Regions from separate parts of the Homo sapiens genome. Here region 2 is linked to region 1. A link is a contact called in ENCODE Hi-C or POLR2A ChIA-PET data. All regions are on one chromosome and are shown on one strand. Each heading gives the region's core, a stretch centred on a gene start or an enhancer-like site at or near the end of the contact. The rest is flanking DNA. Distances are from core to core; before and after follow the strand shown.

Region 1 (7,477 bases), core at 4,913-7,412:
GGAAGGTTACATCTGGTAAGATATTAAAGTTGACAAATTGTTCACCAGGTAGAGAAACATGGGCATCACATTTCAGAAAGAGAAAACAACATATACAGATATATGAAAGTGGCCTGCAAAAAACTAATCTAAATAATTAACAAGGGTTATCATAGGTGAAGAATAAACATTTGGGGAAAAATGCTTATCTTCTCAAATAATCGAGAAAATATGAATACAAACTAAAGTCACTATGAGACACTGCCTGTCCATCAGATTAGCAAAGAAGAAAAATAGGACTTACAGTAGGCGAGGGAGCAGTGAGTCCCACACTCTGTTTTGGTGAGAGTGGGGATAGGTCCGGCCATTCTCGGAGGCAATGCAGCAACATGTATTTAGGCTCAGCAATCTCTCAATTCTATAAAGCTGCAATCCAAAGAGCTGAATTTGAGATGTGGACAAAGATCTATGCATTCAGATGTTAATATTTATTTCATTTACTCATTCATCTATTTACTTTGGGCAGGGGTTCACAGGTGTTCACTGTATTACTTTGCTGGCATACGTGAATATGTGTTCTTTTGCATGCATCAAATGTTACATAATTAAAAGATTTTAAAACCTGAGCTAAATATACACGTTACATTTCTATAGCACTTCCAAATCATTTCATCCTCGTTATCTTATTTGATCATGACCTTCCTGTAAGTTGGGTAGGGGGAGCCTTATTCTGGGAAAATCATGGACACGTGGTTCAGCATGCCACCTTTTTCCCTGTCCCTTTTCTAGAAAATCTGATCCACCCTTAGACCTTGAAAAGTACAGCCCCATGTAGCACAGGATCTCCCACCACAACTGCTGGTTAGAGTGAGGCTATCTGCAGCATCAAAACTAGAACCAGCCTTACATATCCACCAGTAGGAAAGAGTGACCTCCACTTTGGAATGAAGGATTAACATGTAGCCAGAAGGCATAATAGTTTTGTTTTTGTTTTTGTTTTTTGAGATAGAGTTTCACTCTTGTCTCTTGTCGCCCAGGCCAGAGTGCAATGGTGCAATCTCGGCTCACTGCAACCTCTGCCTCCCGGGTTCAAGCGATTCTCCTGCCTCAACCTCCTGAGTGGCTGGGATTACAGGCGCCCGCCACCATGCCCAGCTAATTTTTTGTATTTTTAGTAGAGACAGGGTTTCACCATGTTGGCCAAGCTGGTCTTGAACTCCTGAGCTCAGGCAATCCACCCACCTTGGCCTCCCAAAGTGCTGGGATTACAGGCGTGAGCCACCGCTCCCGGCCCTGGTAAATTTTTTTAACAGTGTAGATTAATGTAGAATTTGCCCCCCAATGGGTCTGTAATTTCTTTCTCATTTCCTTGTAATCCCCTAGTACTCGACCTAGAAGACACTCAGACGTAGTTAAGCAACTGATATCCTGAGAGAGCCCTCGGAAAATGGAGTGTGATTTAAGAATAAAAAAACAAGAAAAAGAAAAAATTTCACGTCAATTTTTCTCTTTTCCTACTGCTGCATAAAGCACAGCTCTGTTGCAAAATAATATCTAACATTTAATTTGATAAACCTGTGTTGGTTGAGCACTTACTATGTGCCAAGCACTGAGCTATGTCCTTGAGTTGCTACCCAACGTGAAATTCGAGTCTATCCAATTTTCTGACATCTCGTCTCCACACTGGTGTCCACTAAACTGTTTTCCCTACTGGTTTTGATGCATCACTGAATAATCTCACTTCCTGGGTGAAAAATACTTTACATTTCTCTCTTGACAACTGTGTTTCAATAGCCTTCCATTGACCTACATACCTCAGGTATGGGCGTGTGTGTATCTGGCATTTTCCTCCTTGCTGGGTGCCAATTTTATGAGACATAATCCACAAACAGTTCAAATACCTACTTACGCTTAAGAATCTACCTGTCTATATATTTCCAGAAGCTTCAGTCTCTCCCCACCCTTATGTATATTAGTGCTAATGAATATGAGCATTAAAACTAATCTGTTCGTCACAGACTAACTTCTGATTGTCACAAACAACTGACAGAATCATCTTTGGCAGTTTGATTCTTTTCAAGAAAAAAACACGACTGAAAACGATTAAGATAAACTTGAGTTAAAATTCCCCCCCAAACATACTGATAGACAAAAGGTGCTTAACCTATTGTAAGATTAACAGCAGTACAATTAATAGTAATAGCTCCCATTTACTAAGTGCTTTACTTTGTGCTAGGCACTATGCTACTCTCATTATGAATATCTAATTTTGACCTCACAACAGCCCATTTTACAGATGAGTAGACTGACTTCAGAAAGAAGTATACGGAGCTAGGGCTCCAATCTCGGGTCTGTCTCTATCCACTAAATGGCAATGTGTGATACTACCAACACTATTTTAAAAAGTTTTCGATTCTACATGTAGATAGAACTTTTTCTATCTATATACTCTAATATGTTTGTTTATAAATATGCATATATATGAAATTGGTAAATTTACCAGAGTACAATTATTCTAATAAACAACCTCATAGTTCTATAGTTAAGATGGACCTGAACTCATTTTGTTGAAAGTCCCTGCTTTTTATCTGAACAGTGCCTACAAAAAAAAAATCTGTTTGCATTTTACTGAAGCCCCTCAGTTCTTAAGGCCTTTTCTCCACACTGTCCAGGAGAGCTCAGAAGAGACACACTTAGGGACTCAGTCGCCATGGCAACTGCCAAGCTGCAGGGCCTCCAGCTGGGAGGTGGGCCTGGAAGGTTGTGGAAAATACAGAAGGCAGCCCCAGGGTGGTTTCAACAGTTTCCCCGGCCTAGGCCATCCCACCAGGAAGCAGAAGGCACCCTGACCAGCGCCCCTGCAGAGATCAACCATGGCCAGCCTGGGACTGTTTTTCTTCTTTTTGAAGGGGTTAATGGGTAAAAGGAAATGGATCGCTCCATTTATACTTAAGAAGGACAAGAAGATCATTTCTTACGGAAGAAACGAAGTACAGAGGAACCGTGGCCACTGTTGCCCTCCACTCTCTCGAGGGCCTTCCCCTCGGCCCTCCCTCCTCCCTGCAGAGCCGCACTTGCGCGAACTTCCCACTTGGGGGTTATGGGAAGGGCCTCTGTGGATGATGGGAAAGCTCCGCAGGGGATAATGGGAATGCCTCGCGGGGGATGATGGGAGACCCCTGCCAGAGGAATATGGACAGCCCCTTTTGATTTTTAAGTAGTGAAAGAGGATTTCCTCTCATTTTCCAGTAAGGAAAAACCTCCTGATGATGTCCTCATCTTTCTGCCTCTCATCTCCCCACCACTCCCACGCCCCAGGAAAGGAGGAAGGTGGGCTGAACAAGCATTTTGAGGGCCTTCAGAATTGGAAAGCGCTGCTTCTGGCATCACCAGGCATTTCCAGGTCACTGTGGGGTTAGGAGTCAGGGATCCTGGGGCTCTGAGTGAGGCATCGACTTGGCTTGATGAAGTCCTCCTGGGGCTTCCTGGGTGCACAGAGAGGTGCCCAGAGCTCCGACTGCCTCTTGGCAGCTGTGGCTCTCAGCTGGATCTGGGCTGGGATGCAGCTTCTTTCTGGAAGGAGGAATTTAGAATCCAGTCCAGGTGCTGCTGCAGGAGATGCCGGGAGGCCCATCCTGTTGTTCACCCCTTCTTGCCTTTGGTGTCAATTATTTGGATAATTGCCAAACCCACAGTGTGGTGAAATTACTATAGATTGACTGAAAGATTTGGGAGGGAAGACCCTGGCTAATTCGTATGGGATAGAAATCAAATTGTAAACCTTAGGATTTAATAGCTATAGCTAGACGTCTAGCTGCTAATGATGTGATCCAGAACAGGGTTTGCTTAACCATGTGGTTTGCTTAAGCCACTCTCTGGTGTTTGCAATCCAAGGCATTTGAACTAGTGGTCCTCTGCTTGGTAGATGGTTTAGTCACTGCCAGAAAACTATAGTTATTTCTTTATATCACAGATCTGGGAGGCAGTATAGTGATGGGCAACAGTTGCTCTTGGGTCAGCTGGCTTGATTTGAATCCCACTAGCTGTATGATCTTGGGTAAGGATCTTAACTGCTGTCGACCAAAGTTAAGGCTGTTGAGGCGGAAATTGATAAAGGCTTATTGAAAGCCAAATTTGAAGATTGAATGGGGAAGACACACCAACAAAGTTGGGTGTGTTCCAAAGTCTGTTACAAGTTGCAGTGCTTTTATAAGAAAGTTGAGGAATGGGAAGGGGACTCCTCATATTGCAGTTGTCTTTTTTCATTGGAGGGACAATATAGAGGTTACAGTCATTGGCTACAGATGACAACATACAGGCTAAAATGTTTTCTGCATATGCACAAGACAATCAGTGAAACGTCATGATTCAGAAACAAATCAGTATCCTTTTCAGTGTCAGTAGTTTACGTATTAATTAGTACATCAACAGTCTGAGGAACTCATGATACGATTTGAGAGATTCACAGTAAGATTGTTTGCTCAAGTACAGGATGTAAAACACGAGTCATAAGACCTTCTCCAGGTAGTTAAAATATAGTTTATTCTTTTAAGTGTAGGGATGCATGACTTAACTCATGCCTGGCATGGCCTTAGGTCCTGTTTGTAAGTTGGTATCTTACTGCCACAGCGTCCATTCTGTCAGTCTTATGATCTCTATTTTAACATTAATGCTTGTTAGTTGTTGTGTCTAAACTGCACAAGGGTATTAGTGAGGCATGTTCGACCTCCCTTCCCATCATGGCTGAGAACGCAGTTTTTAAGGTTTCTGGGGCCCTCTTGGCCAAGAGGGGTCCATTCAGTTGGCTGTGGTGGGGCTTAGGAGGTTATTTTTAGTTTATAACCCCCTATAACTCCCTTTCCTTAGATGTTCAATGGAGGAATGATAGTGAGGATTTAATAAGATAACTCATAAAATTCTTAAAACAGTGCCCACACACAGTGTCAGAACTTAGTAAACACTGGTTACTGTCATTGTTAGGACAAATTTGAAAGCTAAATTTCTGACATTTTAAATGTAAAAAACGAGTATTTATTTGCATATACTTATGTTACCATTCTAGATTTCTAACATTTAAAATGCTTCTGGCATTTTATTATAAAAATAGGACATGCTTAATTGTAGTAACTGGGTAACTGCCAATATGTAGAGAAGAAAATAATAATCATCTGTTATCCCTAACTCCCCACTTTTCCCCATAAGAAAAGCTGTTAAATTTTGGTGTTTACAACATTTTTATCTTTGCATCTAAAAAACGACATAATTTTGGAATCTCGTGTGTTGTTGTAACTTGTGTATTTATTCAGTAAGTAATATATTTGGGCCTGATGATGGGTTATGGTTGTAACCTTTCATATTAGCATTGGGAAGAATCTCTAGGGGATGTGTGCTCTGGAAGATCAGCAGCTTATTCACCGCGTGGATTTGGCTTCTGGGATTCTCCCATCAAGACCAAATCCTATAGTTATTCAGTCACTCCTCCCCAGCTCCTGCAGCAACAACAAATAACACAGCTTTGCAGTCTGGGATGATGGCAGAGGAAATGGGAGATGTGAGGGGCCTTCGGCAGGCGGAGTGCGTCAGGTAAAGCAGATTTCCAAGCCTGCACGTGTACATGCGTGTGCGTCTGTGATTGTGTGGGTGTGTGACAGTGTAGGGGAGCCAGGAGCGAGAGGAGAGGACGGCGATCGTAGGGGACACCTGAGAGTCAGAGGCCCGAGGGGGCTGGGACTCATGTCGAGGTCGGGGAAGGATGTAAAACCCGGACGGACATCACTGTAGGCCGCACCTGCTGAGAGGCCAGAGCTGCCTCCTTGAGAGTGAAGTTGTTTACAGACAAGAGAAGAGATCTTGGCGGACACATCACAGCTAGCCGCGAATCCCGAAGGGTCAGCAGAGCCTAGAAAGGTAAGTGGGGGTGGGCAGCATCCCCGGAGGGGCCTGCGAGGCCTGGGGGCGGAAGGGAGCGGGCAGTGCCCGCACTGGGCAGGGGTGAAACCCTCTCGAGAGTTGGCCCGGACGCGTTTCCCGCGTCCTTCCTCTTGAGGGCCCAGTACCCAGGTGGCTCCTCGTTGTGGCGTCACAGAACAGCCGACAAAAGTGATGGATTTCAGGGGCCAGCGACGGCGAGGTCCAGGTCAGAGAGCCGGTGGGCAGCCAGGCACAGAACCCGCTCAGGCCCTGCCCAGTCCCCGCCCCCTCGCTTCCCGAGCAGTGATTGGCCGAAGCGGCCCCTCGTTGCTATGACGGCACCAGAGTGCTGCCACTGGCTCCACCTCGTCCCTTCCGCCCCGCCCCTCCGTATTCCCGGGCGGTGATTGGTCGAGGTGCCCTTCCCGTTGCTATGACAGTACGCAAAGGCTGCCAGTGGCTCCTCCCGCTTCGTCCGCGTCGCCTGTCCCCGCTCCCCATCTTCCGGGCTGGGAGGGAGGCGGGACCGGCCGCGTCTCCATGGCGACGCGGGACGCGGCGGTGGAGGCGGTTGCTACCCACCTGCTAGAGGCGCTGCGGCTGTGATCCAGGCTGGGGCGAGACCATGTCGGACCTGGGCTCGGAGGAGTTGGAGGAGGAGGGAGAGAATGATATTGGGGTGAGAGCTCCTGGTGAGAAAGGGCTTCCCAGGGTGCGCAGCGGCGGGGGAACCTCGAGGTTGGGTTTGGAGAGTGAGGAGGCGCAGAAACCAGAGGTCTGAGCCACAGCTCCCCAGGATCCCCGGCAGGGACGAAGGCCACGCCAGACACACCTGCGTGCGTCCTGGAAGTTGATGGTGAAAAGTGAAACGCTGTGACGTCTGGTTACCACATGCCGCCTCGTTCTTCCCCCACCCCCATCCTGCCTCCCATTAAAGGCAAAGATTTCCCAGCGGAAGGCTTTGGAAGTTTCCTCCTCCCTGTGTTAATTCCCATCGAGGCAGTTTTCTCGGATGAGCAGATCATCCCACGCTGCCATACTGCCCTTGAATAAGTCATTTCTGTAGCTGAGATTTGCTCCCCCGGCATTTAGATGCATGGAGGATAGTTGCTTCCTGGCAGCCTCCAAGAAATGCTGAGGAGGCCCTGGGCTCAGGAGAGGGTTCCTGAAGATATTACCTTATAGGCGTATCCTCACATGTGCTTTCTTCAGTCCCCATCTGAACTGACCCAGGTCTTTGGAGTTATTTCCTGAGTTAGGCAGCAGAGAGGAGAAAGAGGGCACATCCAGCCTGTGAGCTGGGTTCTGTGTGGGAATATTTCTATCACCCAGAGAGTAGTTCCTCCCTACTCCAGAGAGTGACCTCTCCATGGCTGACAGATAGGGAACCTCAGCCACTATGGTCTGCATGCACAGTACAGAGTTGAGGTACTTTCAGAATTAACTGAAAAATCTAGCGACTCTGCAGTGGTGCTGTCAGTGCCTGCCCAGACCTTTTTGCTAGCTCTGGGCACTCATCTCCCAGCTTCCGCCTGATTTGCTACTCAAGCTATCACCTCTGTGCGCTGGAACTACCTGCCCAGTATGG
Region 2 (7,442 bases), core at 259-2,758, 36 kb after region 1:
AGGCTCTAGCTGCTACCTGCTAGAGTGGACCTGCAGCTCCATGTTGAGGCAATCTCCTCCCAGGGGGGTCTTGGGCCCTCCTCACCCTGCCTCTGATGGTCTCAACTGTTTTCTGGGACTGGAGGCAATGAGAGGTGTGATGTGGGTCCTGGGGAAGTGGCATCAGCTCAGGAGGCAACTTCCCCAGGTGCAGTCATTGCAAGGCTTTTTAATAGAGGAGTGTTGGGTTCCATGGGGGATGGGAGGTGAAAGGAGGAGAGAGGAGGGGAGAAAGAGAAGGGAGAGCAAAGGGGAGCTGCCTCTGTAGACAACAGGGGTTCAGGGGAATTGGCAGCTCCAAATTTCCAGCCTCTCTTTCTTCTCTGCCCAAATCTCTCCATGTGTCTTTCCCCATGGACACCTTGTATTAGTCTGTTCTTGTACTGCTGTAAAGAACTACCTGAGACTGGGTAATTTATAAAGAAAAGAGGTTTAATTGACTCAGGGATCTGCAGGCTGTATAGGAAGCATGGCTGGGAAGGCCTCAGGAAACTTACAATCATGGCGCAAGGCGACAGGGAAGCAGGCACCTCTTACAAGATCAGGGCAGGAGGAAGAGAGAGAAGGAGGAGGTGCCACACACTTTGAAACCAGATCTCGTGAGAATTCTATCACGAGAAGAGCAAGGTGGAAATCCACCCCCATGATCCAGTCACCTCCCACCAGGCCCCACCTCCAATACTTGGGATTACAATTGAACATGAGATTTGGGTGGGGACATATCACACCCTTTCCTGGTAAGAGATCAGGCAGGGTTGAGCATTTAATCGGAACCTCAGTGCTGCTCCTTATAATCAGGCCCATGCTTGGCCCTTGGCACAGATGTCCTGGGACCAGAGAGATGAGGGATCCCTTCAAAGCTGCCCTGGAAGCCGCTGGGTCTCTGCACCTGTTCTTAATTGTATGCTTGTGGTTTTACATTTCTCCTTTTCCCTGGGCAGGTGCCCTAGGGGGATGGTGACTGTGGCTCTGTGATCTCTAGTTGCCATAGTGACTGAGCACCACACGGACCTCCACGCTCTGCCTGCTGCCTGCACTTCCGCCCGTGCTATCCCTGAAGAGAGTTTCAGGAGCGGCGCCTGCTGTGGTGACTTGTGCCCCATTACTGACCAGCAAGGAAGTGACCTACACTTGCGGGTGACCCAGAGTCCAGTGCTAGGAGGTAACAGCAGCCCATTTGCCATTGTGAGCACCCCTGGGAGTCCCATCAGAATCAGAGGCTCCACACCCCTCCCTCAGTGCATGAACCATCCCTGTGTGGCCTGCTCCTAAGACCTTGACCACATTTCCACCACAGTCCTGTGGAAGCTGGCACACGGTAAGGGTTCCTGGAAGGCAAGTGATAGTCTCTGCAGCTCCCCAGTGAACCCGGGGCACTCCAGCCCTGCCCTCACACCCCACGTCACCTGGGGAAATGATACGGTTTTCGCCCACAGCTGAATCTTTGTAGCGAGAACTTCCTACTCAGAGCTCTTAGTGAGCCCCTGGACAAAACCCAAAATGCTCAGGAGCCATGATCAAGGGTGGGGGCCAGGAGGGAAGTGGAGAACTGGGGCTGCTTTGGGGAGGGGCCACTGCTCGGCAGAGCCTCAGATCACAAGGGGGAATTTCTGTGGATGAAGAGCCTGCAATTTGATTCTTCATCACATTGTAGGAAGAAAAAAAAAAAACACGTGTATACAAATGGCATAGACACACACACATAGATACATATACACACACACATCTGTAGTTATGAAGTCGCAGGATCATCTTCCTGTCATATAGGAGTCTTGCCTTTGAGGAAACCTGACCTGAACACCTGACTGCCAACCTCCCAGGGCCATTCTTTGTATTGGATCTGTAGTGGCATTCCTCCACAAAGCCACTTCCCCAAGAGAAATGATTCTCAGGTTGAGCTGCATCAGAATCACCTGGAGAACCTGTCCAATCACAGATGGCTGGGCCCCATCCCAAATTTCGGATCCACGCCTGAGCATGTGCATTTGCAGCAAGTTTCCAGTGGGGACAGGTGCTGCTAGTCCAGGGGCCACATTTTGAGAACCATCAGCTTTCACGGCTCAGTGTAACAGTCGTCCAGTTCAAAGACTGGTAACTTCCAGGTTACATCAGCGTCACAGTTAGCTAGCTCTGTGATCTCTGCGTGTTGTATAATTTCTTCATTGCAAATCTCACATGTTGCCTTGAGGATTGCATGAGGGAGTGCAGGGAACGAACTTCGTTTGACACCTCCACGTGGGAAGCCCCTACCTGGTAGTTATTGGTGCTGCATGGTTAAATCCACTCAGTTTCATTTTATCCACTTGCAATCCAGAACACAGCTGCTGCGTAAGATAAATTTATTTGAAAACAATTTTCTAGAACTTGGATTTGTAAGAGTATGTAAAACAGAGTGTGGAAGGCCAGGTTTCACTAACGCAGGCCTCCATAACAACTGCTTCAGTACTGACCGAGTAGTTAAGTTAAATATTAAAAGCTAAGAAAAGCCAGTGCCCCTATACAAAGGCTGAAATGTAACAAAAGCCCACCAAGGGTTTTGCCCAGGCCTTTCCTGGGCCTTAACGCATGACAAAATAATGAAAGAATTCTTAACAGGACCCATTTAGGATTAAACAAGTTTTACTGGGGTTAAAAAACTCCCCAGGCTTCCACAAACAAGTTTATTGGAAGTCTGAAGGAACTCCCCAGACCTCCAAGATTTAGCAGAAGTCAAGATAAGGGTAATCACCCCAGCACCTGGACTCATTTAGATAAGTAAATTTACTGAGGCTGCAGAGGAAGGTCTTCAGGACTCAGACATTAGTTACAGATTAAAATAAGTTAATCACTTAAGTCTTCAGATGAATGCACACTTACATGTAGACATAGAGCTTAGAAGGTATACAAGCTCTGGAAAACTTTGTAATTTTGAGTTGGTCTAGTGATAATTTCCAGGCCTTCTCCCTGTAACTGGTTTCAGAAATAAAAACTCTCCTCCTCCCCAGTTCATCTGCATCTCATTATTGGGCCACAAGAAATAGCTGCCCGACACTCAGCCTGGTCCGGGAACAAGAGTACACTGCATTCCCGGATTTTACTGCTTTTTGCAAATACAATAAAAAGGAGTGCCCACAAAATTAGAAACTTTGACAGATTAGAGGCTATATTAATATCATAAAGAGTGTTATAACTAGGTTATATTAGTTTTACCACCACAATAAAAACAACTATTGAAATAGAATGATACACAACTAAACTCTGGGGATTATTTTATTCACTTTTAATATGACCACAGTTTATGGAATGGGGACTATGATCAAACACTGCGTATGGAGTCAGGCTTGGGCAGGAGTGGGGGTGGCTATGTGGAAGGAGCATGGAGTAGTAAACTCATGTTGCATCCCTGCAACGTCATGGCAAGATATGTATGTGAGTAAATAATAATACAGCAGCCAGGTGTGGTGGCTCATGCCTGTAATCCCAGCACTTTGGGAGGCCAAGTTGGGTGGATCAGGAGGTCAGGAGATTGAGACCATCCTGGCTAACATGGTGAAACCCCGTCTCTACTAAAAATACAAAAAATTAGCCGGGTGTGGTGGTGGGTGCCTGTAGTCCCAGCTACTCGGGAGGCTGAGGCAGGAGAATGGTGTGAACCTGGGAGGCGGAGCTTGCAGTAAGCGGAGATCATGCCACTGCACTCCAGCCTGGGCAACAGAGTGAGACTCCATCTTTAATAATAATAATAATAATAATAATAATAATAATACAGCGCAGAATGAAGAGAGGTATGTGGAAGAGGGACTGGAAGGGGGTTGGTGGCTAAGGGACGGAGGAACCAACCTGAGCTCATGTAATTACAACCCTAGACTGCCTGTGCCACTTCGAAATCTGGCTCCTGTGTTGTGCGAACATGGTAAGAGTGTCGCTTTCAACCAACGCCCCAAAATGTAGACAACTCAGAAATTAACAGAATCATCCAAATACCCTAACCATCATAAAGATATATGTAAAGTGCTCTATCAGTTGCCATTGGCTATGGGTTCAGGGAACACTGGCCTCTCTGTGCCTCACCCGGTGGGTGTGACAAGAGCTGGCCCTCCGTGGGGCCCACGGGAAGCCCTTGGGCATTGGTACCAGTAGCCTAATATCCCAATCTAATTAAAAAATTAAAAACATGTTATATCAGCTTTCTTGAAGTATATTTTGTAGACAGTAAAACATCCATTTTAAGTGAACAGTTCAATGAGTTTGGACAAATGTAGGCAACCATGTGACCACCTAATATGGTTTGGCTGTGTCCCCACCCAAATCTCATCTTGAATTGTAGCTCCCATAATTCCCACATGTTGGGGAGGGACCTGGTGGGAGATAAGTGAATTGTGGGGGCAGTTTTCCCCATACTGTTCTCGTGGTAGTGAATGAGGCTTGCAAGATCTGATGATTTTTATAAGGGGCTTCTGCTTTCGCTTGGCTCTCATTCTCTGTCTTGCCTGCTGCCATGTATGATGTGCCTTTCGTCTTCTGCCATAATTATAAGGCCTCCCCAGCCATGTGGAACTGTGAGTCCATTAAACCTCTTTCCTTTATAAATTGTCCAGTCTCAGGTATGTCTTTATTAGCAGCGTGAGAACAGACTAATATACCACCCTACAATCAGCACACAGATTCCCGTCAGCCTGAAAATATCTTCGTGCCCATTTGCAATCCATTCCCCTACTCCCAGCATTAAGCGTCTGATGTGCTGCTTTCTGTCACCACAGATTGGATTTGTCTCTAAATAGTTGTATATAAATTGAATCATGCAGTACATCCTCTTTTGCTTCTGGTTTCTTTATGCTACTATAAGTGATGTTTTTATTTTACTTACTGATTGTTCACTGCTAACATAACATTTGTATTCCGCCTCTGTCCCCCTCTCTGCTGTCTTCTCTTCACCTCACGTATTGGCAGAGGAGGTGTTACGTGTTCACTGGCTTATTAGTCCATTGCTCACCACCTTCCACTGAAATATAAGCTCTTTGAGAGTGAGCTTGTATCTGATCCACTGCTGCTTTCCCAGCAGTGTTAATGGCACCCAAACATTCCCTCATAAATGTCTGTTGAGTGGATGACTGAGGCGCCGGACTCCACACTTGAGGGCTGAGGTGAGGAAGGACGAACTCTTCCCAGTGCTGAGCCTGAGGAGGGAGTGTGGGCTGAGGAGGGGGCGTGGGCTGAGGAGGGAGCGTGGGCTGTGGAAGGGCAGACAAGACGGTGAGCTCATGGGTCTCATTGGCGGTCAGGAGAGGGTCCTCTGTAACAGAGGCCTCCAACCCCTGTTGGGAACCAGGCTGCACAACAGGAGATGAGCAGTGGGTGGATGAGTAAGTGAAGCTTCGTCTGTATCTACAGCCACTCCCCATTGCTCTCATTACTGCCTGAGCTCCGCTTCCTGTCAGATGAGTGGTGGCATTAGTCTCATAGGACTGTGAACGCTACTGTGAACTGTGCATGTGAGGGATCTGGGTTGTGAGCTCCTTATGAGAATCTAATGCTTGATTATCTGTCACTGTCTCCCATCACCCCCAGATGGGACTGTCTAGTTGCAGGAAAACAAGCTCAGGGCTCCCACTGATTCTACATTATGGTGAGTTGTATAATTATTTTATTATATATTACAACGTGATAATAGAAATAAAGTGTGCACAATAAATGTAATTGCACTTGAATCATCTCAAAACCATTCCCCACCCCCACCCCACCCTGGTTTGTGGAAAAATTTTCTTCCACGACACTTGTCCCTGGTGCCAAAAGGCTGGGAACTGCTGCTCTACAAGAGGGCCAGCTGCTGCTGGGCTGTGAAACCCACTGAAAAGAAGGACAAATACCAGGTTTTTGGTAATGGGAGGACATTACCAGGGCAGAAATGCCCAATGTGAAGCTCAACTGCACATGTGAATTTGACTGGACTGCAGGGTGCAAAGACGTTTTGACCCAGTGTCACTCTGGGGGTGTGTGAGGAGGTTTCTGAATGAGACGAACATTCGAATCAGGAGACTGTCAAGCAAACGGCCCTCCCCAGGGTGGGTGGGCCTCATCCAATCAGTTGAAGGTCTGAATGGAACAAAAGGCTAAGAGGAAACTCCTCATGTCTGACGGCCTTTGAACTGAGGCATTGGCTTTTTCCTGCCATTGGACTTGAATGAAAACATCGATTCTCTCTGGGTCTCGAGCCTACTGGCCTCCAGACGGGAGGCCAACAGCTCCCGCAGATCGTGGGGCTTCTCAGCTTCTGTAAGAGTGTGAGCCAATGCCCCTCTCTCCTTCCCTCTCCCAGCCTGTATCTGTATGTTTGTATCCGTATGGATGTGGGTCCTGTTTCCCACTGGCTGTTTCTCTGGAGAACTCTGGTTCCTGCCCTCTGTTTTGTTGTTTGTGGCTCTAAGTCACGGTATGTTAAAGTTCAGGTTTAAGAGGATGCGGGCTGCCATGTCTAAACATGTGGGCATAAGTACAAAAATCCTTACGTCATCAGATTGTGTTTCATCATATGGGCTAATTTCTTTCCTCAGGCTAAGCTGCAAGTTCTTGTCTGGAGTCGAAGGACCAATAATATCGCCTTCACCTGCCCCCTCCTGGTCCACTCACCAGGATGCCAGGCGGGACTTTTGCACCACCCTGACTGTGAGGCAATGCCCTGGGGATCCTGCTAAGACACAGCTGCTGACACGGAGACGGGGGTGCCTGAGGCCCTGCATTTGTAACAAGCTTCCAGGCAATGCCTGTAATCCTGGTCCTCGGTCCAGAGTTTGAGAAGCAAAAAAATAAATAATTTATAGGGCCCCTTGCCTCTCCTCAAAGTCTGGTTATATTTTCTAGATAATAAGTGCTATCAGTACCTCGCAAGGAGAACAAAATGGCTCAAGGATAGCTGGAGGCAAAGAAAGTGCAGTGTGTCTTCCAAAATCACTAACTCAAATAAACGGGCTGCCTCTCCGGGGAGGCTCCTGGGAGGAGAGTGTGCCTTCGGTGAGCTCATTCGCAGGCGTTTCTCCTTCGGGATTTACGTTGCTTTCGTGCTATAGCTTCTTTGGAAAATTGCTTGGTTTATTGTCCTAACACAGTTTTGTCTCACTATGGGACACAATGAAAGAGAATGAGTTAATGGTTGAAAGAAATACATTTTGGAGAGAGAAGGAGAAACATGACATTTCCAGATGATTAATTTTTTAATGACTTCTTGGAGAACTTTGTTTGAAGACTTCACCAGGAAGATTGCATGTATACATGTGTGTTTCTTAATCCATTTTTGTGGCCTTAAGTCCTAGGAAAAAATGGTACTGGACAGCCGGAAGTGGCATTTACTTGGAACCACACAGGAAGAAGTACATCATAATTCTGGGAGTTTGCTGTGGCAATTTGCAAAGGCCTTTCACACAGCTGGA

The links. A loop is a pair of places that touch in the nucleus more often than their neighbours do. ChIA-PET counts read pairs that join two places held with the same protein, here RNA polymerase II (POLR2A). Pooled maps may share reads with other maps.
Region 2: a loop to region 1 is called in a map of B cell, with 9 times the contacts of the local background. The contact joins the enhancer-like site here to the promoter of RSPH1-DT in region 1. A Hi-C loop is called at or near these places in 17 of 168 maps with a recorded cell type or tissue (B cell, CD4-positive, alpha-beta T cell, CD4-positive, alpha-beta memory T cell and 12 more), 33 of 37 single-sample maps with no recorded cell type and 18 of 50 pooled maps. POLR2A ChIA-PET finds 5 or more read pairs at or near these places in 11 of 52 experiments (GM12878, PC-3, PC-9 and 7 more).

What each region holds. Positions count from the first base shown.
Region 1 is chr21:42,495,224-42,502,700 of GRCh38, reverse strand. RSPH1-DT (RSPH1 divergent transcript) reads right to left here and starts at 6,162. Exons shown (of 3, transcript NR_135518.1): 1 at 6,036-6,162; 2 at 5,768-5,878; 3 at 5,258-5,468. It overlaps RSPH1 (radial spoke head component 1), which reads left to right and starts at 6,477. Exons shown (of 9, transcript NM_080860.4): 1 at 6,477-6,568. The coding sequence starts at 6,515. It also overlaps a transcript of SLC37A1 not described here. RefSeq lists an enhancer at 2,895-3,395 and silencers at 6,131-6,370, 6,401-6,520.
Region 2 is chr21:42,454,562-42,462,003 of GRCh38, reverse strand. No RefSeq gene overlaps it. Among named protein-coding and RNA genes, the nearest start is that of RSPH1, 38 kb to the left of the region's middle. Within about 2 kb of position 1,508, at least 6 of the 41 ENCODE cell types and tissues checked have a DNase peak (open chromatin) inside an H3K27ac peak, as active enhancers do; they include B cell and OCI-LY7, where a contact is called at or near this core.